Linked DNA regions of Homo sapiens: all the other regions are linked to region 6. Evidence: chromatin contacts called from ENCODE Hi-C or POLR2A ChIA-PET data. All regions are on one chromosome and are shown on one strand. Each heading gives the region's core, a stretch centred on a gene start or an enhancer-like site at or near the end of the contact. The rest is flanking DNA. Distances are from core to core; before and after follow the strand shown.

The links. Hi-C counts contacts between places; a loop is a spot of excess contacts on that map. ChIA-PET counts read pairs that join two places held with the same protein, here RNA polymerase II (POLR2A). Pooled maps may share reads with other maps.
Region 1: a loop to region 6 is called in a pooled map, with 4 times the contacts of the local background. The contact joins the promoter of IL4R here to the promoter of RBBP6 in region 6. A Hi-C loop is called at or near these places in 1 of 168 maps with a recorded cell type or tissue (sigmoid colon) and 5 of 50 pooled maps. POLR2A ChIA-PET finds 5 or more read pairs at or near these places in 1 of 52 experiments (activated CD4-positive, alpha-beta T cell).
Region 2: a loop to region 6 is called in a map with no recorded cell type, with 13 times the contacts of the local background. The contact joins the promoter of POLR3E here to the promoter of RBBP6 in region 6. A Hi-C loop is called at or near these places in 1 of 37 single-sample maps with no recorded cell type and 8 of 50 pooled maps. POLR2A ChIA-PET finds 5 or more read pairs at or near these places in 1 of 52 experiments (T-cell).
Region 3: a map of gastrocnemius medialis shows a loop between it and region 6 (12-fold over the local background). The contact joins the promoter of EEF2K here to the promoter of RBBP6 in region 6. A Hi-C loop is called at or near these places in 4 of 168 maps with a recorded cell type or tissue (B cell, chondrocyte, endothelial cell of umbilical vein and 1 more), 2 of 37 single-sample maps with no recorded cell type and 16 of 50 pooled maps.
Region 4: a loop to region 6 is called in a map of mammary epithelial cell, with 18 times the contacts of the local background. The contact joins the promoter of KDM8 here to the promoter of RBBP6 in region 6. A Hi-C loop is called at or near these places in 3 of 168 maps with a recorded cell type or tissue (ascending aorta, mammary epithelial cell and naive thymus-derived CD4-positive, alpha-beta T cell) and 8 of 50 pooled maps.
Region 5: a map of naive thymus-derived CD4-positive, alpha-beta T cell shows a loop between it and region 6 (10-fold over the local background). The contact joins the promoter of UQCRC2 here to the promoter of RBBP6 in region 6. A Hi-C loop is called at or near these places in 1 of 168 maps with a recorded cell type or tissue (naive thymus-derived CD4-positive, alpha-beta T cell), 1 of 37 single-sample maps with no recorded cell type and 13 of 50 pooled maps.

What each region holds. Positions count from the first base shown.
Region 1 is chr16:27,312,694-27,317,025 of GRCh38, forward strand. It overlaps IL4R (interleukin 4 receptor), which reads left to right and starts at 1,281. Exons shown (of 11, transcript NM_000418.4): 1 at 1,281-1,327. RefSeq lists an enhancer at 494-1,224 and silencers at 1,002-1,301, 1,322-1,531, 1,972-2,021.
Region 2 is chr16:22,294,518-22,298,962 of GRCh38, forward strand. It overlaps POLR3E (RNA polymerase III subunit E), which reads left to right and starts at 2,892. Exons shown (of 21, transcript NM_018119.4): 1 at 2,892-3,020. It overlaps TRL-AAG2-4 (tRNA-Leu (anticodon AAG) 2-4), which reads left to right and starts at 2,623; the gene lies at 2,623-2,704. RefSeq lists silencers at 2,513-2,962, 3,973-4,112 and enhancers at 2,636-3,180, 3,623-3,762.
Region 3 is chr16:22,204,842-22,209,474 of GRCh38, forward strand. It overlaps EEF2K (eukaryotic elongation factor 2 kinase), which reads left to right and starts at 1,437. Exons shown (of 18, transcript NM_013302.5): 1 at 1,437-1,838. RefSeq lists silencers at 1,208-1,507, 1,668-1,937.
Region 4 is chr16:27,201,452-27,205,862 of GRCh38, forward strand. KDM8 (lysine demethylase 8) reads left to right here and starts at 2,075. Exons shown (of 8, transcript NM_024773.3): 1 at 2,075-2,185. RefSeq lists an enhancer at 2,120-2,279.
Region 5 is chr16:21,951,751-21,955,904 of GRCh38, forward strand. UQCRC2 (ubiquinol-cytochrome c reductase core protein 2) reads left to right here and starts at 1,611. Exons shown (of 14, transcript NM_003366.4): 1 at 1,611-1,706. The coding sequence starts at 1,674. RefSeq lists enhancers at 944-1,403, 1,492-2,209, 1,724-1,893, 1,904-1,953.
Region 6 is chr16:24,536,926-24,541,552 of GRCh38, forward strand. RBBP6 (RB binding protein 6, ubiquitin ligase) reads left to right here and starts at 2,641. Exons shown (of 18, transcript NM_006910.5): 1 at 2,641-3,867. The coding sequence starts at 3,702. RefSeq lists enhancers at 583-877, 2,304-3,298, 3,299-4,291 and silencers at 2,588-2,637, 2,908-3,087.

The DNA.
Region 1 (4,332 bases), core at 31-2,530, 2.8 Mb after region 6:
AGCACTGCCCAGTGTGAGTCCAAATATCTCCCACCTCCCCTGTCTCCGCTCTTTCCTCACTCAGGGCTCCACAGCCATGCCGGCCTTCAGCAATTCCTCCTGCAGGCTGAGCTGGTTCCCACAGGGCCTTTGCACTAGCTCTTCCCTCTCCCTACACAAGTCTTCCCCCATAGGCTCTTCAGAGTCTCAGCTCAAATGGCCTCTACTCAAAAAGCCTCTTCCAGACCACCTGCCCCACTGGTCTAAGAGGTCCCTACTTTCTTCTTGGGCCCTCCTGACCTGAAATACTTTGTTGAGTGTTTTCCCCCCAGTCATCTGGCTGCATCCGGGTTCTTATGGTGTCCAGACGTTAATGGTCTATGGGGCCTGTGTTCGAATCCCAGCTCCACCCCTGCTCCTGCTTACCTGCAGAGTGATTCTGAGTTTCTTTCTTTTCTTTTTTAAAATTTTATAAATGTCAATTTTTGTAGATAGGGGTCTCGCTAACAGGGTTGCCCAGGCTGGTCTCGAACTATGGGGTTCAAGTGATCCTCCCGCCTCAGCTTCCCAAAGTGCTGGGATTACAGGCATGAGCCACTTTGCCCAACCCATTTTGAATTTCTTAAGGACTCTGTGCCTCAGTTTCCTGATTTGTAAAACCGGTGATAGTATCACTCCCTTATAGGGTAGTTGCCAGGATTGAACGAGTTAACATTTGCAGTGCCCGACAGATTGTACTAGTTACTGATTGAAGGGCTGTTTTACTATCCAAATGTGGCTGGAGTAGGAGTTGGGTAAACATTTATTGAAGAATGTGCAACCACTCTCACTTGGAAGCCGGGCTGTTAGGAAGGGGAGGAGGATTCCAGTCGCCCAGCCCTCCCCCACCAAACGCAACTGCCCCGGCGCAAAAGAGGCCGCGGAGGCCAGGCAGGAGCAGGTCCTGGAGGCCTGGTCGGCGTGGGCGTTTTATTCCGAGACCAAGGGGATCCACTGCAGAGTTCTCCGCTGGGCGTGACCTCGGGCTACGGCGTGGGAGGAAGCGCGCGGCAAGACACCCAGCGAGGTGCTGGGGTCGCCCCCAGGAGAGGACGGCGGCTCGGACTGTCCGGCGGCGGCGGCGGGGACAGCGACAGGGGCGCGAGGTGGCCGGGACCCGGGCCGGGCGCGCCGGGCGGGGCGGCGCATGCAAATCTGCCGGGCGCCGGGGCGGGGAGCAGGAAGCCGGGGCGGGCTGGGTCTCCGCGCCCAGGAAAGCCCCGCGCGGCGCGGGCCAGGGAAGGGCCACCCAGGGGTCCCCCACTTCCCGCTTGGGCGCCCGGACGGCGAATGGAGCAGGGGCGCGCAGGTAGGATCCGGGGCCCGCGCGCGGATCGGGTTGCGAAGGTATCGCCCGGGCACGCCGGCTGAGGGCGTTCGGGAAGGGCTCGGCCGCCGGCGGGGACCACGGGGACCACCCCGACTCCGAGCGGGGCCCGAGCCCGCGACTCTCGGTGCGCGCGGAGCAGCGCCCGGTTCCGTCCTTGCCGCCGAACGGCAGCGGAGGCGCGAGGCCCGGGGTACGTGGACACCCAGCGCTCCCCAAAGCCGGTGCTGGCAGTGAGACCTCCGCCGGGACGGCCTGCGGGGGTGGGGGGCTTGGGGTTAGGCTGTCGGAGGCCACGCAGCCCCTCTTCTCCGGGCAGTGGCGCCCAGCCCTGCGCTCAGGAAGTCAGTGAGGACTTCGGAGAGAGAAAGGGTGGGGAAAGTTCTGAGAACTGTAAATTTGAGTAGTAGGTCAGTGAATCGGGGCGGTCTCCGCCTCCGAATATCAGATGGACCCAATAATCGCGATCATTGACTGGGACTTGTTTTACTGAAAGGATGCCAAGTGAAACCTCCCACTAACTTCTCTGTGGCCGGTGCTGTGCGTCATGGACATTGTACAGATGAGGTCACCAAGACCCCAGCCGCTTTAGTAACTTGCCCTAAGGTGCCGCCCACTTGGGAGTCCGTGGGGCAGCAGGACTAGAGCCCAGGCAATCCCACGCCAGAGCCAGCTGCTCTCCATCTCTCAATCACGTTTGAGGAGCCCCCACAATAACCAGAATCTCCGGGAGATTTGCTTAAAATGCAGATTCCCAGGTCCTTGCCCTGAGATTCAGATTCAGTAAACCCAGGAATCTGATCTTTATTTTATTTTTAAAAATTTATTTTATAAAGATGGTGTCTCACTATGTTGTCCAGGCTGGCCTCAAGTGATCCTCCCACCTCGGCCTCCCAAAATGCTGGGATGACAGGTGTGAGCCACTGAGCCCTGATTTTTTTTTTAAACAAAATCTGGATTTCTTAGACTTAAGCAAGATAGGGGACCACTAGTTTGTCTGCTTCTGGGGTTCAAGGAATGCCCCCAGGCCAGCGCTAACCCTGCTCCAGTTCTAGTCTCTCCCCTTCCCCAGCCCTCTGGGAGGCATGACCCACTGCACTTCCCTGCCCCCAGTAGCCTATGAGGAGCCCAAGGCATTTGCTGGGACCTCAGTGCCTTTATCAAAATCCCAAAGTCCAATGGGGAAACAGGCTCAGGTGTAGGTTTGGCCAGGGTGTCCTGCACATTAGGGCATTCCAGGGTCCTGCAGGGGTTTCTTAGAACTCGGCTAGCCCAGCCCATGAATGGGAGGTGACCTGCTAAGCCACTCATTCACTCACTAGCACTCATTCAGCTCCTGCGAGGCCCTGGGTGGTGTTCTGGGCACTGGTGCTTGCCTCAAGGAGCACCCCCTCTGCAGGAAGACAGACGTGAGGGCTGGGAGGGTGCGGATGCACCAGCGGCTGCAGGACCACAAGCCAGAGGGGATCAGCTCTTCAAAGGTCACTGGGCCAGGCTTCCCAGCACCCAGGGACCCTGAGCTAGCCTTGTGAGTAGAGCAGGGGAGTCTGGCAGGTAGAGGATGGGAGGTAAAGGGAGGCACAGAGTGGGCGGAGGCTGGGAAGTGTGAAAGGGCACTGTGTACAGAACCTAGGGAGTAAGCAGAAGCCAGAGATGGATGGAAAGTTGGGCTGGGCTGCATTGTGGAAAGCCTTGAATGCCATGCCAAGGAACTTGGGCCAGTGTATTCACCTTGGCTTGAGTTGTAAAAGCAACAATGCAGATTCCTGGGCCCCACCCTGGGCCTCTGGATCTGAATCTGGAGGGAGACGCTGGGGAGGCAGCAGGGAGGAAAACCTGCAGTCACTCACCCCATTTACAACACATGCAGTTACCGGCAGGTCCGAGATAACCTAAGGGTTTCCAAATGCTAGGAAGTGACTCAATGACTGATATGTTTAATACAATACAATCCCGGTTGCAAAATGCCCAGGGCAAGGGTGGGGGTGTTCAGTTTTCTAATGCTCCCAGTTCAAAAAGGAGCTGAAATGAATTGTCAAAGAAGTGACAAGCTGGGCGCAGTGACTCACACCTGTAATCCCAGCACTTTGGGAGGCTGAGAGAGGATCGCTTGAACCCAGGAGTTTGAGACCAGCCTGGGCAACATAGTGAGATCCTGTTCCTACAAAAAAAATTTAAAAACTTAGCCAGGCGTGGTAGCAGGTGCCTCTAGCCCCAGCTATTTGGGAGGCTGAGGTGGGAGGATGGCTTGAGCCCAGGTGGTCAAGGCTGCAGTGAACTATGATTGTGCCACTGCACTGTAGCCTGGGTGACAGAGCGAGACTCTGTCTCAAAATAAACAAATACATAAATACATGAGAAGAGAGAACCTTTTCTACCTCCCCCATCTCCCTGCCCTCTTCCACCCACCCCATCTGGGACGATGGAGGAGAGCGTTTGGGATTAGATGCCCCACCTCTCGACTGCCCTCACTGGTACCTGGGAGTGAGGCCAGGACAGAAGCCGCCTAAGTACTGTTCTTCCTCACATTTGTAAAAGTGAACTTTCTTGAGGGTTGATGACATGTTTTATAAGCTACTTCACACAATGTCCAACACCCAGTGGGTCCACAATCAATGTATATGTCTGTTGTTACCTGTCAAAACGTATAGCTGGGGAGTGACAGTATGGACTTGAGCCAGATCACCCAGTGCAAATGCTGGCTTTGCTGCTTACTGTGTAACTGACTTCCCAGAGCCTCAGTTTCTGCATTTATGAGATTATAGTGACTATGCCATTGTAGTGATGACTAAATGAGTTAATATATGTCAAGCATACAAAACAGTACCTGGTATGTAGTACAAACTATGTATTTGTTAAATGAATACCTTTTTTTTTTTTTTAGAGCCATGGTCTCTCTCTATTTCCCAGGCTGGAGCACAGTGGCACAATCATAGCTCACTGTAGCATCCAATACCTGGGTTCAAGTAATCCTTCCACCTCAGCCT
Region 2 (4,445 bases), core at 1,642-4,141, 2.2 Mb before region 6:
ATGGAAAAATATATGCATATCTATATCTATATAGAGAGGGTCTCACTCTCTCACCCAGGCTGGAGTGCAGCACCTGAATCTCGGCTCACTGCAGACTTGACCTCCCTGGCTCAAAGGATCTTCCCACCTCGGCCTCCCAAGTAGCTGAGACTACAGGCACATGCCACCATGCCCGGCTAATTTCTTTTCTTTTGTTTTTTGGTAGAGACAAGGTTTCTCGATGTTGCTTAGGCTGGTCTTGAACTCCTGGCGTCAAGCAATCCTGCCACCTCAGTCTCCCAAAGTGCTAGGATTATAGGAGTGAGCCACTGAGACCAGCCTATTATTAATATTATTATTATATAATACTAGGGAAAGTATAAATATAGACCAGCAATTTCATTTCTAGTGTATACCCTAGAGAAATGTCCATACGTAAGACAAGGAGCCATGTGCAAGGATACTTCCTGCCATATTGTGTGTAATGACAAAAATTTAGTAACAACTTAAAAGTTGTACATGGCATGGAATGAATGAATTAGATCTATAGGCATCATAACAGACCTCAAAAACATAATGTTGGGCCTGGCACAGTCTCTCATGCCTGTAATCTTGGCTACTTGGGAAGCTGAGGTGGGAGGATGGCTTGAGCCCGGGAGGTCTAGGCTACAGTAAGCTATGATTGCACCACTGTACTCTAGCCTGGGTGACAGAGCAACACTCTCTTAAAATAATAATAATAATAATACTGTTGAAATGAGAAAAGCAAGTTTTAGGATATCAGTACAATGTGCTAACATTTATATAAGTGAAAAACATACAGATAACCATTTTAGATATTATTCATAAATTTTATAGTAAAAATGTAAGAAATTATTGGAAAGATACACATCAAATTCATGACAGTTATAGACAGGGGAGAATGGGAGGGGGACTTATTTCTATTTGCAATGGTCTAATAATTTCTATTTGTAATAGTGTGATCTATTTTTTATTTATTTATTTATTTATTTATTTATTTATTTATTTATTTATTTGAGACCGAGTTTCTCACTGTCGCCCAGGCTAGAGTGCAGTGGTGGGATCTCGGCTCGCTGCAACCTCCGCCTCCCGGGTTCAAGCAACTCTCCCGCCTCAGCCTCCCGAGTAGCTGGGATTACAGGCATGTGCCACCACGCCAGGCTAATTTTTGTATTTTTAGTAGAGACGCTTGAACCCAGGAGGCAGAGATTGCAGTGAGCGGAGATCGCACCACTGCACTCCAGCCTAGACAGCAAGAGCGAGACTCCACATCAAAAAAAAAAAAAAAAAAAAAAAAAAAAAAGAAAAGAAAAAAGAAAAGGAAAAAAATGCCACAATACTAAGTCATTAATTTAATGCCAGGTGGTGGCACTATGGATGATAATTTTTTTCTTTGTAATTTTTGTGCATTTTTGTTTTTAATATCTTTGCATATCCACACGGATAGGTATTTTAAAATACAGTCTGGTGAAAAATAACAGCCAATTGCAGATCTATATGAATAATGTGACAATATTTGTGTTCAAATCCATACACAATAAAAACAAAGCTATCTTCTATGGCTATATCTATATATATCCATATAGATATAAACATATAAATTCACAGCAAAAGATCTAGAAAGATATATAGTGTTTTAGTCCATTTTCTGTTGCTTATAACAGAATACCTGAAACTGGGTAATTTGTAAAGAAAAGGAAGTTATTTCTTACAGTTATGGAGTCTGAGAAGTCCAAGGTCAAGAGTGTGCATCTGGTGAGGGCCTTCTTGCTGGTGGGGGACACCTGCAGAGTTCCCAGGCAGTACAAGCCATCATATGGAGGGGGTGCTGAGCTGCTCCCTTGCTAGCTAAGGTCTCTCTCCCTCTTCTTATAAAGCCATCAGTCCCCCTCCCAAGATAACCCATTAATCCATTAACCCATTAATCCATGAATCCATGAAGAGATTAATCCATTCATAAGGGCTCCACCCTCATGATCTAATCACCTCTTAAAGGGCCCACCACACAATACTGCCACATTGGGGATTAAATTTCCAACACATGAAATTTGGGGGACACATTCAAACCATAGTTCATATTAAACAGATAATAATGGTTAGTTACCTCGGCGGAGGGGCCTAGGATGCGAGTCAAGGTCAAAGAGCATTTGTACCTTATCTGCAAAGTTTAAATATTTTGCAATAATTCGCGTGTTATTTGTGTAAGTAAAAATTTAAACATAATTTTTCAGAGACAACTGCCCAGACCAGCTCCAGGGTTTGGCCGTCAGATCCCCTGGTGCATGTTTCTGATCAGATCAATTTCTTCTCCCGGAGACACCCAATCCGGGTCGTATGGATTACCTGTGGGTTAACCAGGGGTCTCCGGGTTAACCATCCAACTCAGAGTAAAGTTTCTAAAAATGCGTTTTGCTCTAATACCTATTCGGAACCAACCTGGGTCTAAAGACTGGAGCAAGTGTTTATTTTCCAAAACACGGCTTTTTAAAATAATTCTATAGGGATCACCTTGAACACACGTTAAGCAAAAAAAAAACCTCAGCGAAAACGCCTCGCAATGTCCAGATTAAATGCAAAAGCAAAAGCATTAAGTAGCTTTCTGGCATAAACATATTGCAGCTGGGTAGCGTGGCCGAGCGGTCTAAGGCGCTGGATTAAGGCTCCAGTCTCTTCGGGGGCGTGGGTTCGAATCCCACCGCTGCCAGGGTTGCTGTCTTTTTGTCCCCGCTGCATACACTCCTGGCTCAGTTTTGCGCGTGCCATCAGCGCCCCCTGCTGCAGGGCGGGGCTCACGGCCTGCATGAATGGCGCGGCGGAGGGGGCGGAGCCGCGTGCACCGGGGCGGGGCATTGTGGGTAAGAGGAAACGCTGGGGCCGGCCCGCTCCCCCCCACGTGTCCGCCGGAGTTTCTCCACCAGCAACATGGCCGCCGCCTGAGAGGAGAGCCGGGCCGCCGCCGTCTCTGCAGCCCGCGGGTAACTGGGCCGTTGCCGCCGTCCGCGCTCGGCCCCCGCGGAGAGGTGAGTCCCGTCTTGGCAGTGCCCGAGCTGGGGCTTGAGCCGGACCGCACTCACGACGTGGGCCTGGGCTAGATTCCCGAGTAGGCCAAGGAGGCCCGCGCCGCGCTGTGCCTAGCAGCTGGAGGCCTCTCGGGACTCGGGCGGGGAGGAGGGGCAGCCGGCTCCAGGCCGACCCCGGACTCTGACTTCCTTGACCTGACACCTGGGAGTTGGGGAGGCCGCGGCCGACGCTGGCGGCGGTGACTCAGGGTCCAGCCGACCTGCCCTATCCGGGCCTGGGAGGCCTCCTACGGAAGAAACACCTGTCCGCGCGTCGGGTGTAGTGGCGGCTCGCGGCAGGGACTGCGTGGTGGGCGTGAGAAGGGGGGCCTGACCACCCGCGAGGGAGCAGAAACCCATTGGACAGCGAGGCTCGGGATCGGCGGCCCGCCCCGATGGGCAGGGAGGGCACCTGCGCCTGCCGGAGCCCCCACTTCGCAGCTGAACCGGATTAGCCTCTGCCCGGCGAGGCCAGGGATTCCTCATTCATTTATTCAGGCAACCATTCAGTGTTTACCGAGCCAACTCTGTGTTCCGGATACAGCCCTGACCATTCGGTCCGAGGAGGTGTCAGTAAACAAACAAGGTCGTTCCTTTGGGTTAGCTTTAGAATTCCTTGGGCTTGGAGGCGGAAAGAAGAGATCTTAGCGATCTCCACAGTTTCCTCATCTGTGAAATAGAGATAATAGAAATTCCTACCTCATAGGGTTGTGGTGACGGCTCAGTAGAAACCGGGTGACGCTCCTGCTTGCAGCGTTTGACTTGTGGCTTAGCGTCATTACCCGCTTACGTTGGCAGAAAACATGTTGTCAAGTAATAACAAACCTTCCCAGAGGTTACGTTTATTAGCGTCCTGTCCTTACTCCTTCCCCGCAGGGGTCTGGAGGTCGGTACTTAGTTTCCCTACTTTAGGGATGAAAATAGGGAGGAATACCAAACCCAGACAACTCAGGTGGGTCACAGATGCCAAGCAGCTGTGGTGGGATTTGAACCTGCACAGTTTTGTTCTCGGGTCCAAGCTCTTACCCACTTAACCATACTGCCGTTTATCAGAAAACCGTGCAGTATAGTGGTTAAGAATAAGAATAAGGATCTTTGACATAGCGAGACCCAAGTTTCTGTCCTCATTCCACCTTGGATGAGTTGCTTATATCTGAACCTCAGTCTCGTCATTTCCAAATTGAAGATGATAAATCTCTATTGATAGGGCTAATGAGAAGATTAAATATAAAGTATTCTTTGTACTATATTGAGTGTCAACTTCGTGCCAGGCACTGTTCTAGGTATTGAGAGAACCAGCACTGGATTTTTTTTTTAAAGTAATGCTCCCCATAACAGCTTTGATGAAGTAAAGTATGATTGTCTGCATTTCATAGTTGAGGAAAC
Region 3 (4,633 bases), core at 187-2,686, 2.3 Mb before region 6:
GGGTGAACTGGTTCCCTGAAGACTAACCAAGACGCTAATGCAAAGAAGGACACTCCTGCTGGGCAGACAAAAATGACAGAGGCTCAGAGAAGTAAAATAACTTGCCCAAGGGCCATAGAGCTTTAAGCAGTAGCGTCTTTTTTTTTTTTCCAATCTTGCTTTGGGCTTGGACAGACTAGTTCAGCATCTTTGATCTTCCCTTCCTGCCTGACGGCCCCAGGGTCAGAATTCCAGGTGCAATTTTGTCTTGCCAAAAGCTGGAGTTTACTCTCTTTGGGGTTTATAAATAAGGAAAAAAGTTCTTTGGAGAGCCTGAACTTTGAAATCAGAGAAGTCTGGATTTACTGCTGGCTCTGCCTTTTCTAGCTGCCTCACCTGGGGCATGTCATTATCTCTATAAGCCTCAGTTTTGTTCTTTTTTCTTTTTTATTTTTTTGTTTTTGTTTTTTTGCGACGGAGTCTCATTCCTTCACCCAGGCTGGAGTGTAGTGGCGCGATCTCGGCTCACTGCAACCTCTGCCTCCAGGGTTCAAGCGATTCTCGTGCCTCAGCCTCCAGAGTAGCTGGGACTACAGGCGCGCCCGGCTGCTTTTTTGTATTTTTACTAAAGACAGGGTTTTACCGTTTTGGCCAGGCTGGTCTCGAACTCCTGACCTCAGGTGATCTGCCGGCCTCGGCCTCCCAAAGTGCTGGGAAGATGGAATGAGAGAAATCCCTCAAAACATGTCATTGTTACTACTTTTCTATCTAGAATGTGTGAAATTTCTAAAATTTCACTAACAAAGTATCTGGAAGGACCTAATATTAAAGTGTTCACAGTAGCTATTAGTTTTAATTCGTTTTCTTTTTTATACCTTAGCCACTCTACCACTCATGCCACAGGTATTTATTAAGCATCTACTGTGTGCCACCCAGGCCCTGTGTCAAGAGTTAGGAATAACTAAAGGAGATACTAATTTTAAAACTACACAAATAATTGCAATCGTCATACGTGCCTGTTTTTACAAAGCAGAAATCAGGAAAAACAAAGTATTTCCGATAAAAAATATTTTAAGGTTATGGATAGAGATACATACAAACAAGCGATGGGCTTGGATCACTAATGATTTTGGAAAGGACAGGAATACAGGAACTAAGCGAGAAGCAGGCGAGAATGGCGAGGCGCGGCGGGAGAGGACGGAAGTTGGTCACTCCCTCGAATTGCCCCCTCGCTGCCGGATGCTAGGCCAGCCTTGAGCAGGAGAACCGGACACTGTGTACTCAGCAGGGGGAGCCAAGACTTAGCGCTAACCATTGCACCTGGGGCTGGGAGCCAGCGCCGGAGCCAGGAGGCCCGCTAGGCGGCTGCAGGCGCTGTGATGGCCACCTGGGGGCGGCCACGTGAGCGCCACGCCGTGCGCCCGCCAGGCCAGCCCCGCCCCTGCCCGCCCGCTTCTGCTCAACCTAGACCAGCCCCAGCTTCAGCCTCAGCTCCCCTCCTTCCTGGATCGAGCGCCCGCACTCCCGGCCCTGCAGCCACCCGAGTCCCGCTCGCTGTCGCCTGCACGCGAGTCCCCCCTGGCACGCGCTCCCACATCCCGGGATCGTCCCAACGGCCCCTGCGCCCTTCCTGGGATCACTCCGACTGCCCCGCGCGCCCTGGGATCGGTCCATCTACCCCGCGTGGCCCCAGCTGCTTGCCCGGAGCGCCAGCTAGCGCTCCCCGCTCTCCGCTCCCCGGCACTCTCGGGGGGCCCGCCCGCCCTGCACCCTGGAGCTCCGGGCCGCGAGCCTCTGCCAACTCCTCTGGACCCTCGCGGCCGTGGGCAGCGGCTGCCGCGCCTGTCTGCCCGAGGGAGGTAGGTGTGGACCGCGGCCGGCAAGGCTGTGGGGGGCTGGGAGCCCGCGCTGCAGGCCTGTGCGCCCGGGTGCAGCTGGCGTCTGGAGCGTGCTGGGTCTGGGCTTGGGAATGGGGCCGGAGAAGGCATGGAAGGAGAGTGTGGGGGCGCTTCTCCTCTGGTTGTTAAACTCTCTGGGGCTAAGTGCTTGCTTTGGAGAAATGGGGAAGTTGTGCGGATTAAAGGCGATGTGGATATGGAAAGCAATTGGCAAGCAATGGGCGGTGATCTGGCTGCAAGTGACAGAGAGTTTGGGGGCCTCCCCCCTCGGGGCCCCTAGAGTGTGGGCGCATCGCTGCCTTCCTGTCCCCTGCAGGGCTCAGAGCCGCATCCCCCACCTTTCCCCTGAACTAGAGGCCTGCGTCAGCCCGAATTCCCGGAACCTCCAGGACTGTATAGACGCGCCCTTGCTGCATTGTTGGCTGCGGGAGTTTGTTGGCAGGCGCTGCTGACATGTGTGCCAAGGGGCTGGGCATTAATAAGCCGGTGGCCGCGCGGGGGTGGGGGCCTCCCGGGTAAGCCCCGGCCTAGATCCTTTTGCGCGCGCCTGGGGGATTTCGGGGAACCAGCCCAGCTGCGCCCTGAGTGTGACAGATGGGCCGCATGGGGAAGTGAGATCTGCCCAGGGGGACGGTCCCAGGGAGCCCGACCTCTGGGACCTCGGTGGTGGGTGCTTCTTCAGCCAGGAAAGCAGGAAACACTAGGGCTGGAGTCCTGGGTTGGAATTCTAGCTCATTTATGCTCTCTGGCCCTCGGTTTTCTCATCGGTAAAATGGGTACAGTATTAGTATCTACCACTTAGTATCCTTGGAAAGAGTAGATGAGTATGTATATGTCAGGTGCTTGGAACAGTGCCTGGCACACAGTGTCATAGTCTATGGCCCCGGGAGACATCTGATGGCCAAGAGCCCTGTGGTTGAGGGCCCTGGACAGGCTGTGAAGTCACAGCGAATTGAGTCACGTAGTCTATCCTAATGTTTTTAGCGAGGAGGAAACCGAGGGTCAGAGTGATCCCCAGGCCCACAGAAGCTCCCTAAGAGGAAGCCAGTCACATAAACAGATTCTAAAAAGCGAGATGGAGTAAATGGGAATACAGAGCAAGCAGGTGGGAGCTGAGAATGCCCACTGTGTGTGTAAAGGGGAGAGGGTTATGGGGGAAGGCTTCCTGTAGCAAGTGCTGTTTAAGCTGAGCTGGGGAAGAGGCAGGTGGAAGGAGGTAGAGTTCAGAGATGGCGTATGCAGGTGTCTTCCTTCTGTGTGGCCTCCACAGCACCCGATGTTCATTCCTTTGTTCAGCTATTAATTCAACAACTACAGTAAAACCTCTCAAGGACATGAATTTCAGTGTAACATGGCTGGGATTGGCGTCCGCCCTCCTCTCAGCCCCCATTCTCAAAGAAGGGGGTGGGGTCCGAAGTTCTTATCCTCTGCAGGGAATGGGGAGGCCAGAAGACAGAACTGAAGTGGTCACAGTTTACACATAATCATCGGTGTACATTCCAAGAGCTACCGGTGTTTTGGGCCAGGGGCGTGGTGGCTCAGGCCTTTAATCTCAGTACTTTGGGAGACTGAGGAAGGTGGATCACTTGAGGTCAGGAGTTTGAGACCAGCCTGGCCAACATAGGGAGCCCCCATCTCTACTAAAAATACAAAAATTAGCTGGGCATGTTGGCATGAGCCTGTAATCCCAGCTACTCGGGAGGCTGAGGCAGGAGAATCGAGAATCGTTTGAACCCAGGAGGTATAGTTTGCAGGGAGCTGAGATTGCACCACTGCACTCTAGACTGGGCAACAAAGCGAGACTCTGTCTCAAAAAATAAAAAAGATCCACCAATTTGTTTTTCTTGTGCTTTTTGTAACTGTACAGTACTTTTTGGCTGATTACGGATATATCACTGGCTGGGTGTGGTAGCTCACACCTGTAATCCCAGCCACTTTGGGGGTGCTGAGGCGGGAGGATTGCTTGACCCCAGGAGTTCAAGACCAGCCTGGCTGACGGGGTGAAACCCGGTCTCTATTTAAAAAAAAAAAAATCTCTGATTTGCTTTTAAAACATTTTACTGTATTATGTGGCAGAGAAAGCTATGGGTCACCAGTACCCATGTTCTCGTCCTCCTGGGGTGCTCCCTGGATGAATTTTCCTAGGCTTCCTTACCATTCGGTAGGGCCACACGGCTGAGTTTTGGCTGATGAAATGTGAGTGTGTCCATTTCAAGCCTCGACCCTAAAAACCTCTCACTCTTTCCTTATTTGTTGGACAAGTCAAGGCGACTTTGAAGGCCTAGAGGAGGGCAGAGCCACAAGCCAGAGGGAGTGTTTGTTGTTTTTGAGATGGAGTCTTGCTCTGTTGCCCAGGCTGGAGTGCAGTAGTGTGATCTCAGCTCACTGCAACCTCTGCCTCCCAGATTCAAGTGATTTTCCTGCCTCAGCCTCTTGAGTATGAGCTGGGACTACAGGCACATGCCACCGTGCCCAGCTAATTTTTGTATTTTTAGTAGAGATGGGATTTCACTGTGTTGGCCAGGCTGGTCTCAAACTCCTGACCTCAAGTGATCCACCCGCCTCCCAAAGTGCTGGGATTACAGGCATGAGCCACCATGCCCACCCGGGAAGGATGTCTTTAGGGTTGTTATCTTGCTGTGGGGAGAGTCCCCAAAGCAGTCTTGTCCAGTTTTTGGCAGGGTTGTCGTCTGGTTGCCGGGACTCTGGGAGCTGTGTGAAGAAAGCCAAGGGTGAACAGCAGAAGCTTGGACTTG
Region 4 (4,411 bases), core at 825-3,324, 2.7 Mb after region 6:
AAAATCCTATTTGAAGGAAACAAAAAAGAGTGGCTTTATTTGAAAGGATTATTGCAAGGTGCAGGAGGGACTTTTTTTTCTTTTTTTTTTGAGACGGAGTCTCGCTCTGTCATCCAGGCTGGAGTGCGGTGTCTCGGCCCACTGCAAGCTCCGCCTCCCAGGTTCACACCATTCTCCTGCCTCAGCCTCCCGAGTAGCTGGGACTACAGGTGCCCGTGACCACACCCGGGTAATTTTTTGTATTTTTAGTAGAGACGGGGTTTCACTGTGTTAGCCAGGATGGTCTCAATCTCCTGACCTCGTGATCCGCCCGCCTCGGCCTCCCAAAGTGCTGGGATTACAGGTGTGAGCCACCACGCCTGGCCAGGAGGGACTATTATAACAGGGGAAGGGAGACTTGCAAAAGAGAGTACACTGTGGCCACAAGGGTTAGGCCAAAAAGAGCTTTTCTTTCATAGGAAGAAGAAAACAAGGCTAGAAAGAACCTGGAAGTGGGGTGAAAGGGTGACATGATGGGTTAGTAGATCAGAGAATATATCAACCTGAGGCCAGCCTATTCTGAGGAGGGGCTGTCTGCTGGCCCAGGCCCAGGGTGAGCCAAAGTTCAGGGGCCTGGAGGAAGGAAAGAATCTTAACCAAAGTGGTTGACCAGCGTTTTATAAGGATTGATTAGTGGGACAAGCAGTTCAGGTAATCACTTATAAGACAATGAATGAGAATTGGAGGGTCTGTGTCCTGTTTACCTGCTCTCACAGGTAAACAATGGGGGTGGTGTCTTGGAGTCTTATCTAAATTCTCTTGTGGGGGTGGGGGGTGATTCTTTGCAGTAAACTTTTTTCCACAACACAAAAGGGTGAGAGCAATTCCTTTTTACTTTTTTCCGGGGACACAAGACTCAGGGAAAATTCAACATTGTCACTACTCAAGGGTGGAAACTTAGTGTAGCACATAACCATGAGGATTCTAAACCTGTGGCTGCTGAGTTCAAACACCAGCATCCCAGTGAGCCTGGTGGGTTAGGAGATCTTTCTGTGCTTTACTTGCTCCCTCCCTGATATGGTTTGGCTGTGTCCCCACCCAAATCTCATCTTGAATTGTAGCTCCCATAATTCCGTGTTGCGGAAGGGCCCAGTAGGAGATAACTGAATGATAGGGGAGGTTCCCCTCATACTGTTCTCCTGGTAGTGAATATGACTCATGAGATCTGATGGTTTTATAAGCGGTTTCCCTTTTCACTTGGTTCTCATTATCTCGTCTTCCACCATGTAAAACGTGCCTTTCACCTTCCACCATGATTTTGAGGCCTCCCCAGCCATGTGGAACTGTGAATCCATTAAACCTTTTTGTTTGTAAATTGCCCAGTCTCGGGTATGTCTTTATCAGCAGCATGAAAGCGGACTAATACACTCCCTAAAATGGGGATGAGCATGATCATTACAATAGCTACGATCCTCATATTTTTAAAGTATTTTAGCACCGTACCTAGAATCCACTAATCTATGAACTGATCCTGAGCAAGCCTGTTTCCTACTCAGACCCCAAGCTCAGTACGAACATAACTTTCCATGCCTCTGTGCAATGCTGCAAAAGGCGTGCATACTTGGAGTCCACAGGAGTGTGTGCTCAAAACACAAAAGTCCCAGTGACCACGCACCACTCGGCATCAAAGCAAAGGTGGCAGGAGTGTGTCCCCTGGCCACTTGCCTTCTCACTCGAACAGACTGTGGATGCAGCACTTGCTCGTGGGTAATTGTGGATCTGACTTTCCAAAAGTACAAGTATGTGGCCACTTTAATCACTGAGCCTCAGTTTCGCTCTCTGTAAAATAGGGAGAACTAATAATCCTAGCTGCAGAGATTAAATGGTGGATGCAAACAGCCTTGTACGAAGTTGTTATCTGTGCAGAGGAAAAAGCGGTATCACTAGCGTGGAAGGACCCAGAGGATACAGCCAAGCCTTTCTGTCTTCTCCATCCCCCGGCCTTTTAAACAGCAGTGGGGCGGGGCCACGGCATCGATCACTCGGCGCTCCTCCAGGCACTGCGTCGTGATCAGACGAGCGGTGAGCGATCGATACTCCTATGCTAGCCTCTGGCTCCTCAGGGGACACAGCCGAGTGGTCGGACCAAACGCAACGAGTCTTCGCCAGCCCAAAGGCGACTCGACACCGTCCCAGCTGAAGAGAGGTTAGTCTGAGCAACTCGAGAGCGGAGTCAGCTCCAGTTCCTCAGAAGTGGAGAGGCCGGGTTCAGAGGCATAGACCGCGCAGGCGTCATGTGAAGCAGCCAAGCCCGGCCTCGCGCGTGCGCCTTGGAAAACCCCGAGGGTGGCTCGAGTTGCCGCATGCGCTCTGAGAATGCAATTTAGCTCGTCGCCGGCCTGCCCTGCGGGAGGATAAAGGGAAAGGTTCCGCGCGTGCGTATGCTCGTCTCTTGGCAGTGGTTTTGCGCATGCGTGAGGGCAGGCCCTTACGGCGGGCTGCTGTGCGCTTTAGCGGTTCTTGGCGTCGCGTTGGTGTAGGCCTAGTGCGCCTGCGCGGGTTTTATACTCTGCTATATGTGTGTCCGCTGCTTTTAGGCAACCAGCCGCTGCCCCTGGGCCGCAAGGCAGGCTGGAAACGATTCCGCCGTCAGGTCCCAAATATGAGCCGCGAGAAATGCAGCCCCGGGGAAGGCGCTGAGGAGGGAAGGGGGTCTGAGGCCTCGGGGCTCAAGGCCAGTGCGGGGTACGGGGGACCCTCTGGGGCCTGGGTGTGTGACTGCCCTAAGGAAAGGTGCTTGTAGCTCGGTAGGACTTAACGATGGGCATCGGTGCGTTTCCCGGCAACGGTAGGAATCGCCGTGCTCAGGAGGACTCGGGAGCAAGCCCGGGGACAGGAGGTGCGCAGGCGTTGGGGCCACACGGACGACCCAAACACAAGACTGTGTGCCCCTTAGAGAGCCAAAGGGATCCCTGTGCCATGAATTAAAGCTTTCTGGAAAATGTTCCAAACTTTCCTGGGAAGTTTTACGAAGCTCTTGTTTTTGCACAATTTTTGTGGAATACTGCCATAATAACATTGAGGAGATTAGAGAACTGGACCGCCTGTTCCCAGAAAGCTAGGTGTAGGCTGATCTGTCCTGGAAGCCCCTTTTGGGAGGCTTTCTCATGACCAGCATGGTGCTTGCAGAGTGCCCACCCTGAGACCCTCTGCAAATCACAGTGAGGCTCTCGGAGAGGCCATTCCACCCAGCCACCTTAAAGAATACTCAGGGAGGTGCTTTAGAGGAGTTGATGTTTAAAAATAATTTAAGGCTGGGCGCGGTGCCTCACACCTGTAATCCCAGCCCTTTGGGAGGCCGAGACAGGCCGATCACTTCAGGTCAGGAGTTCACAAGACCAGCCTGACCAACATGGCGCAACCCCGTCTCTACTAAAAATAAAAAATTAGCTGAGTGTGGTGGTGCACATCTGTAATCACAGCTGCTTGGGCGGCTGAGGCAGGAGAATTGCTTGAACCTGGGAAGCGGAGGTTGCAGTGAGCCAAGATTGGGCCAGTGCACTCCAGCCTGGGTGACAGAGCGAGACTCCGTCTCAAAAAAAATAATAAAAATAATTTGAGAGAATCCTAGGATGACAGGGCAGTGGCTTCCAAGAGGGATATATCCCATAACCTACCAGGGACCTACTTTGCCAGTTTGCATAGTGAATTCTGCCTGGATGGTGAATTTATAAAGTCCAGGCCTGAGTCTATTCCGGCTGTTTTATACAGGTTATACTTGGCTCCTTTTTGTTTAGTACGACCAACAAGAAGGCTTTTATAAGATTCATTTTAGTCTTATTTATAAATCCAGGAGAAAAACCACTCAGAGGTTAGCACATAACAGCCTATATTCTGACCTTCTTTGCAAGATCATTTCATACACCAGCAGACAAGACTTTATGTAAGGAGCATTTAGGGGCTGAATCAAGTCCACTCAAAAGCTGTTTTATGCAACCCACACTTGATCTCCCCCTGAAAGCTGTTCCAGGTTATGAGGCCAGTTCACAAAGCCAGGACATAAGCCCACTCAAGCTGTTTCTATACCTGACCGCCCCCCTCCCCACAAAAATAAATAAAGCCTTCTCTGGGCCGGGCGTGGCGGCTCACACCTGTAATCTGAGCACTTTGGGAAGCCAAGCAGATCACCCTGAGGTCAGGAGTTCAAAACCAGCCTGGGCAACAGAGTGAAACCCCGTCTCTACTAAAAATAGAAAAACTAGCCAGGCACAGTGGCGGGCACCTGTAATCCCAGCTACTCAGAAGGCAGAGGCAGGAGAATTGCTTGAACTTGAGAGGCAGAGGTTGCAGTGAGGCGGGATCGCACCATTGCACTCCAGCCTGAGTGACAGAAAGACTCTGTCTCAAAAAAAATAAAAATAAAAAAACCTTC
Region 5 (4,154 bases), core at 361-2,860, 2.6 Mb before region 6:
ATTTTATAAATGTACTTAAAGAGGAAATTCACTACTAGCATTGCTTGCCATAATCAAAATAAATATATTATTAAAATGGAACAGTGCTAAATAAGGTGTACACATGGACATAGAGTGTGGAATGACAGACAATGGAGACTCCGAAAGGTGGAGGGGTGGGAGAGAGGTGAACGATGAGAAAGTACTTAATGGGTACCATGTACATTATTCGGGTGATGGGTACACTAAAAGCCCAGACTTCACCATTACTGCAATATATCCATATAACATAACTGTACTTGCGCCCCTTAAATTTATACAAATTTTTAAAAGGAAAAAATGGAAGTGTTCATCTATGTACCAACTTAAAATCATCTCACGCACCACTAGTGTTAAATCTACCACATGTGGGGAAACTGTGTGGTATGAATTGGGTTGAGGGCGTCCCCAGCAGGCACAGAAATTGGGTTGGTGCCAGGTTCTTAATGCCCAGATCTTAATTAGAGAGCCCAAGTCCGTTGTAGGCCTGGAGCAATTCAGACACAAGGCAAAAAGAAAGTACATTTGCCTATGCCTTGTAACGTCTACACCACCAGCCTTTCTGAAACTATTGTGCATACGAAGTCATCCCAGGATCTTGTAAAAACACCGATTCGGATCCAATATGGGACCTGGAGTTCATACATTTCTAATCAACTCCTAAATGATATTGATGCTGATACTGTCGGTTTCCCAACCAAGCAACGTAGCAAGGTACGAAACTCTAAAGTCCCTAAAGGGCAGGGACCACGCCTCTCGCGTTGGCATAGTGCCTAGCTCAAGGCACTTTCTGGGTTAACACTCGCTGAGGACCGGAGTGAACGCCCCCGCCCCAAGTCGTCACGTGACTGACTTTCTCCAACTGCCGGTTTCGGCTCACATAACACACCTACTATCCAAAACATTTCTATTTTCCTAACACAAAAACTATAGCTAAGTTTTTATATTCTATGTAGCCCCAGCCTAGGACGTAAATTCCACGAGACCAAAAGCCTTGTGATGATTCCCCGAGGTTGCTGACCCTCCCGGTGTGTCCCGGGCCTGCTCTGGGGGACACAGCGGCGAATACGTTGAACGAGGCCCCTGTTTCACGGAGCTAAAGATCCAGTAAGGACTTCACCCAGCGAGAGGCAACTACGCCGGGCTTCGATACCCAATACCTCTGCAGAAAGGTGGAGTGGCAGGAATCTCCTGAAGCCTCCAACGTCCAGGAACGCGGAAACCCAGGGCCTCCAGTGCAGGTGTCATCCCGGAGGGCGCATGCGGAGTCCCAAGAGAGGCGCGTCCCATTGGACAATGCTGAGCGGAAGAGCCCAAGATAGCGGGGGGAGTTGTGACAGGCTGCTGCAGACGTACTTAGAAAAGGGGTGCATACTGGATATTCAGGCTAGGAGAAGAACGCAAAAAGCAGTGACGTACATTATTCTCTGCATATATTTACTTGGGAAATTGTGCGTCTCCCTATTCTGAGTCTTGGAGGAATTGGACTGGTCCAACCTTATAAAGAGAGCAGTAGAGCGCGGCAGTATAGAGAGTACCTCACGAAGGGGACGTGGGAAAGTGTTAGCGGGGAACGCTGGGAAACTCCCGGCCTCCGCCACCATCTTGCTTTCCTTTAATCCGGCAGTGACCGTGTGTCAGAACAATCTTGAATCATGAAGCTACTAACCAGAGCCGGCTCTTTCTCGGTGAGCTCAGGTGGCGGGTTTGGGAAAGGGCTGGGGAGCAGTGTGTCGACAAGGTGATACGAGGCGGAGGTGTCTGGTCTGGGGTCTGGGCCTTGGGATTCGGTCTGCCCTTCAGCTGAACCCTGCGGGCCAAGTGGGCTGCAGACTGGGTCAGGCTTTGGAGGCCCAGCTCATGCTGTGAGCACAAGAGACCTAACACCGGGAAACCTGAAGAGAGGGGCAGGACGTGAGAGCGGAGTTGAAGCGAGTCCTTGGAGAGACTTCTGAAGGTCACTCCGGTACTCAAGTGCTGGAGAAAGAGACCGTGAAACCCAGGGGGAGCGGGAGGACGGCGCACTTAGCCCCCCACCTTCACTTTATCCGCTGCAGCCTCTGCTCCTTGGTTTATCACGGAGCGTCAGTTTCCCCAGCGAATAAAAGTATAAGAAAGGAGCTAATGCAGATAGAACACTTATTACAGTACCTGGAACTTCATTGTTAAATACTATGGTGTCTTAGTAGTCTAACGTTGCTTTTCTTGATCGTATGTTAGACGGTTCCTCCAAGACGTCTCTGTTTGTCCTCAAAAGCTCCTTAATTAAGTTTCCCCTTCAAGCCTAAATTAAACATAGCTGTCACTTGGGGAAAACTCACACATCAGGGTTATATCACTGTGGGACAGTGGTTATTAAGAGGGGTAAGGGGGAACACTTAAAAAATCATAGCGAGGGACAGAATGCCCCCAGGGAACCGGTGGCGATGTTTGGAGACATATTTAGTTGCAACAACTTGTAAGGAGGGTGCTATTGGCATGGAGAGGCCAGGGATGCTGCTAAACTTCGCCTTACAGCAAAGAATTATCTAGCCCCAAGTGCCAGTAGTAGTACCTGTGTTGAGAAACCCCCCTAGATGGAGATGCAGAAGACCAGACCTGGGCATGGAATGTTCTTATGCTTTATGTTTACATAAATGTGCTGTGGGCTATATCGATTTAGGCTGTAATTGCATTAACCTTCCAGGTATACCTAGACACACCAGTGATTACCCTTGGAGGGAAGCACGGTTAGATTGGCAAAAGACCCCAACATTTCCTTCTCCATTCTATTTTGCAACAGAAAAAGCTCAGAGAAAACAGTTGGAGAGGCCCAAAGTAAACAAATTGCAGTAAACTTGAAAGCAATTATTTATGTGTCTAATTTTAGCACTTTATATAGGAGAATAAACTTAGATATATCTTGTTATTAGAACAAAATAATTTAGAAGATTGCATGACAGTTACTAGGATAATTTGCTGATTTGAATGGGACGATTAAGAAGCACATTACCGGCGGAGCGCGATGGCTCACACCTGTAATCCTAGCACTTTGGGAGTCAGAGGCAGGCGGATCACTTGAGATGAGGAGTTCGAAACCAGTCTGGCCATCATGGTGAAACCCCGTCTCTACTAAAAATACAAAAAAAAAAAAAATAGCCGGGCGTGGTGGTGGTGGGCGCCTCTAATCCCAGCTACTCAGGAGGCTGAGGCAGGAGAATCTCTTGAACCCAGGAGGCGGAGGTTGCAGTGAGCCGAGATCGCACCGCTGCACTCCAGCCTAGACGACAGAGCGAGACTCCGTCTCAAAAAAAAAAAAAAAAAAAAATTACCAACAAAGAGTTACTATTTGGGCACATTTGGTTGGAAAACACCTAAAATCTCACTTGGTAACGGAATTATAGATTATTCATATTTGAATTGCTATGCCCATATATCTTAAAAGTTTACTTTTTGGAAAATTATAGGCCAAAATTACAAAGAAGGTTAACTATACCATACCCAGCAAACTAAATTGATGACGATAAAGTAAAGCTAATTGTAATTCATAACTGAAAAGCAGTACTAAAAGCAAGTGATAACCAGCAGCCAACCTAGTACAGCACTAATGATGTACAACAAACAGCCTTCTGGACAGCACAGAGTGGAGGCATTGCAGACTGTGCAGGGATGTCCGGGAAACTCCAGTGAGGAGGTGTTCATTGGGTCTTGGGAGCACCAAATTTTATTCACTCATCATCTCCTCTAATAACCTCATGAACTTTAGTCATAATCAGAATGATTTGTATGGCATTGTATAACATTTGCCAAAACAAACTGAATAAAATGAATGCATTTTGGGTCCATTATCTAATATTTAATGGGACCCTTTCACCCTACCAGTAACTGCATTTTATATATTGAGAATCTGATGTGGATGAAGCCATTATTAATCTCAGGATGACATACATGTCATAAATGTTTTATTTAGTCAAAAAAACTAAGACCTTTGGTTGTGTGGTCTTAATACAGCACACAAGAGTGAAGATACAATGGAAAATATTGAGGGCTTGGAGGAAGTTGGTATATACTTTGTCTTTTTCTTTTTTTTTTCTTGAGACGGAGTTTTGCTCTTGTTGCCCAGGCTAGACTGCAATGGCACAATCTCGGCTCACTGC
Region 6 (4,627 bases), core at 1,391-3,890:
ATAATACTACTAATAATTAAACAAACAAAAAGAGAACAGCCTCCATGAAATAGATCTCATTCCGACTTCCTGAGCTTGAGTAGTTCACTACAGACAGCAGGCAGGCAGAGCTCCTTGGATCTCCCAATTCCGCTTGCTGGAACTGAATTTTGACATAAGAAAATAAGTTAAGGGGTTTACTAACTGTCTATGGTCAATGGTATGAGGCTATACTGGGTTTGAGAATGACAAAGGTTTGAAATCCTGGGACATGGGAGCTCCAGAATTGTTACATTATGAGAAGCTTAGACAGGAATGCTTCATTCACTGTAGGATAGTACAAAAGGCTTTTTCAGGGCTTACAAAAATATTGGTAGGGAGAGAAGCGTCAGGGAGACCAGCTCCATATTACCCAAAGAAAACGGCAAAATTTACAATTCAGCTCACTGAAGAAAAAAGAAAATAAAAAGTTTTTTTTTTAAAAAAAGAAAACTGCAAAATGAAGATTAGTAAAGGAATTCAGTGAAATGGACCAAATGTAGCATTGTGTCAATTAGTCAGGCAACTCAAGTCATAGGCTTATTGCAGGTGGTGAATGCATTTTGACCTGTTTGATGTGATATGAAGTGAGGCCTCTGTAAGTGAGAATATCAAGGTTGAACAAAGTTTTTGGCAGATGAGAACGGTTGGACCAATAGACAACATTCTTTCCAAGGACATCCCCCCCTGCAGATTAGGTTATGATCCACTCTGTCATATCCTGAGGGTGTGGCCCACTTTGAGATCCCATGATGCACCACGCTGATTAAATTAGGCATTCAGTATATAAAGGGGTCGGCCACAGACGGGCAAAAGGAACAGATTCACCGCTTCGGAGTGAATTCCATGACGGCTTGCAATTTTCTCGTCGAGTTTTTCTTTCACTAGAGATAGCCCTCGCCCTTTCATTCACACAGAGGCTTTTAAGAAAAAAGCAACCAACCTGAAGAGGACCTGGCAGCAATAAGTTTTTGGTGAAATAACAAAGAGGTAAAAGTGGAAGAAACTTGTTATATATGAAAAGTACTGATGTGTGTGGTTGAGTTAAATTGTAATGGTATCTCTAGAGCTGCCCTTGACTACGGCCAAAATTTTATTGCCACGACATCTCTATGGATCACGTAAAAATGTATCCAGTTATTCAGCACGTATTTATTGAGCACCTACTATGTTCTAAGAGCTGAGGATACAGCAAAAACAAATATAAAGATAAGATTCCTATTGTCAGCCGAAGGTAGGGGTTGGGGGAGATAGATAATTAAAAAGTAAATGTGTAACTGTCAACTATCTGCAAGTGCTAGGAAGAAAAGACTAAAGGGATAGAGAAAGATCGCCATCTTATTTTAAAAAGATGGCCTTAGGAAGGCTTTTCTGGCAGGATGGTGATTAATTTTAAATCAAGTTCAGTAAGAATTTGGAGTGTGCTTGCAGGAAGTCCCTGGGAAACTCTGCTACTTCTCGGCTATAGGATCTTATTCTCAGTTGCCTAAATTCACTGAGCCTAGCCTGTAAAATTCAGAGAGGATGAGGAACATGGATTGTAAACGATAATAACTATCGTTTATGAATGTAATTTTATTATATTATGATTTTTTCTGAATGTAATAACGTCCCCATGCCCAAAGGAAAAAAAAAATTCCAATCTACTGAGGGGGTTCTTGTCACTGTTCCTGGCATTTGCGCTTAGGAATGGAATCGGGACCCTGCCACTGAGCAGGCATCCCCTTCTGCAAATTCAGAAAGTACATGATTGCTAGCTTCAGTTCCATCATCTATAAATCGGAAATAATGTCATGTTGACCACGTAGGGTTTTTGTTGTTAAATTGACATTTATTGAGCTACAGCTATTAATATTTCGGTGCATTGAGCCACGTCAATGCACCGGCATGGTCTTAGACTATGGATTTATGTGCATTTATTTAATCCAAGTAAACCAAGTACTATTTTTAATGGCATTTTACAGCCAAGGAGACCCAGGCACAGAGGGGTTAAATCTAGAGCCCCCACAGCCAGGGATCCAACCCAGACAACGTGGCTGCTGAGCCTGGCAATGTTGTTATGCGATCAGCCCTGTGCCTAGCACATAGTAAGAGCTCAATAAATCTGTATGGTGCTGGTGGCTGTTATCAGTTCTTGGCAGCGGCTGCTCCACGATTTCCACTTGTCAAGAGTATAGGGTAGCCAGTTTATTGGAAGCAGCAGCTAGGGAGCGCTTGCATAGCAACCATAGTTTTCTGCGTAGCAACCATAATGCTCACTTAAATTGGGAGGCTTAGAGGAGCTGACGGGGCCTGTGGGGAAGGGGGAGTTAGCCGGCCACCCCTAGGCAAGCCACTTTGCAGTGGAAACTGCACGCAGCCCCTGCAAGGCGAGCTCTCCCCACCGAGCCTCCCTGTGAGCCGGTCCTCCTGACGCGCAACCCCCCTCCCTTTTGAAGCAGATGGTTCTTCCCGTTGTCCCTGCTCTTTCAGTTTCCGCGCTTTGGAGTCACAAAGCGCGGGGTCACGTGGGCGGGCCGTGCGCTTTGTGACGTCAGCCGCCCCGCCTCTCGGCCCGCCTATCCGCGCACGCCAGCCCCGCCTCGCGCGCGCCGCCCGTGCAATCCCTGCTTAAGAGACCCCGCAGTGGGGCGCTCGTCCGAAGCCAGGCCGCGTCCGCCATAGTACCTGGCTTGGAGGTGTCGCCGCCGCTCGGTGAGAGCCCCCGAGCGGCAGGGGGCCAACACAAAAAGGGAGCCGGAGAAGCCCTAGCCGCTGCCCAGCAGCTTGCGGGCGTGTTCTCGCGGTTCCGGGCCTCAAGGCGACGGAAACGAAAGGCGAGCGAAGCGCGGAGGATCCGGCGAGAAGAAGCGTCAGGGAGCCTCGGCGGTGTCCCCGGGGTCCGCCGAAGCCACCCGGCCGCCGGCTGGGGCCCGGGGTGGTGAGGAAGTGCTCCGAGGCCTCGCCGAGGCCTAGCGCCGGCTTTGTGTCCGAGGCGGCGGCGGCGGCGGGGGGAGGCGGAGCCGGGGGCGGCCTGCGGGAAGGCCTCTCCTCCGCCGACCGCGCGTTTTCGGCCTAGGCCGTGGGGCCGCTCGTGGCCTCCGGGGAGCAGGCGCCAGGGGTTTGTGTGCGGTGGGGGCCTGGGCCTGGGCCTGGGGAAGCTGACGCCGGTCGTCCGGAAGCCAGGAGGAGGCGTGAGGCCGCTCGTGGACTCCGGGCCTAGGCCCTCTCCCCTCAACCTTCTCCCGGGGCCTGGGTCACCCCAATCCACGGAGAGAGAGACCCGCCGGGAGGTGCGGCCGCGCTATGGACCCCTGACCCCGTGGGGTCGCTCGGACTCTTAACGTGTGGACTGACCGCTACTGACTGCACCGCCAATCCCCCCGTCTCTGCCGGCCCCTTAGCATGAGCGAGGGGGACCCAGCCGGGTGACATTGTGCCCGTTGGCGGATTCTCGATTTCCCCTCTTCCCCGTCCTCGTCCTCCTCCTCCCCCATGAAGTGATTCTGAGTATCGGGGGGTCTCTGGATTATTGTTCTGACGAACCCCTGCTTGTGGTTGGGGGGTATTTAATCTGAGGCCTTAGGGTCCTTCGGTGTCTTTGAGTGTTTTGTGTGTACATATTTTGCTCTTAAAGTTTATAAATATACGTATATTGAGAGTGTCCACGTCTCCTCGCTGAACCTTAGGAATCCCTTGGCACCATGTCCTGTGTGCATTATAAATTTTCCTCTAAACTCAACTATGATACCGTCACCTTTGATGGGCTCCACATCTCCCTCTGCGACTTAAAGAAGCAGATTATGGGGAGAGAGAAGCTGAAAGCTGCCGACTGCGACCTGCAGATCACCAATGCGCAGACGAAAGAAGGTAAGGGCCGCTTGGTCTTAAGATATTTGGTGGCTGGAGAGAGATACTAGCTAGAAGGTGCCTGGCAGGAAGCTAACCGCCATTATGTCTCTAGTGGGGACTGTTCGTTCTAGTACTTTGGATACAACTTTCATTGATAGCCAAGGTTTGCAGCAGTTGGCCTTGGAGTTTCACTGGTTTATTTTATTTCTGCATACTTGGGTCATCTGTAACAGGCTAACCCAAAACGTGGAAGCCTGATTATTCTTCTCGCTGTTTTTTAAAATGAGGGAGGGAGGAGAGGGGGATAGCTATCTAGACTCTTTGAGTGCTTGTCTTAGGGCGTTTTCTAACTTATTTTCCATCAGGAGGGCAGGAGAGCCTGTGCAAAGCTTGTTTGTTCAATCAGCAAAAAAAAAAACAAAAAAAAAACCAAAAAAACAATTTTCTAACCTAACAACATTGTGGAGTTTGATGGCAAATTTTATGTCCTGCCTTCCTCCCTCCTCGCATTTATTTATTTGGAGTTGCTTGCCTGTGTTGTGGATAAGGGATCTGAACTTTAATATTTTTGAGGATTTAATCAGTATTGGAATTGTTTTTGGATCTTGAAATGTTCTGATGTCACCGCTCTTGTCTTGTGTGTCAATTCCAGAATTAGTAATACGGCAATTAAGTAGTTAAACTGTTAGTTCATCACATTACTCTTAAGCTTTATCAATTCGGTGAAGATCAAAAGTACTGATTTTTTTTAAAGTAGTAGTTGCTAGATTTTACGTGA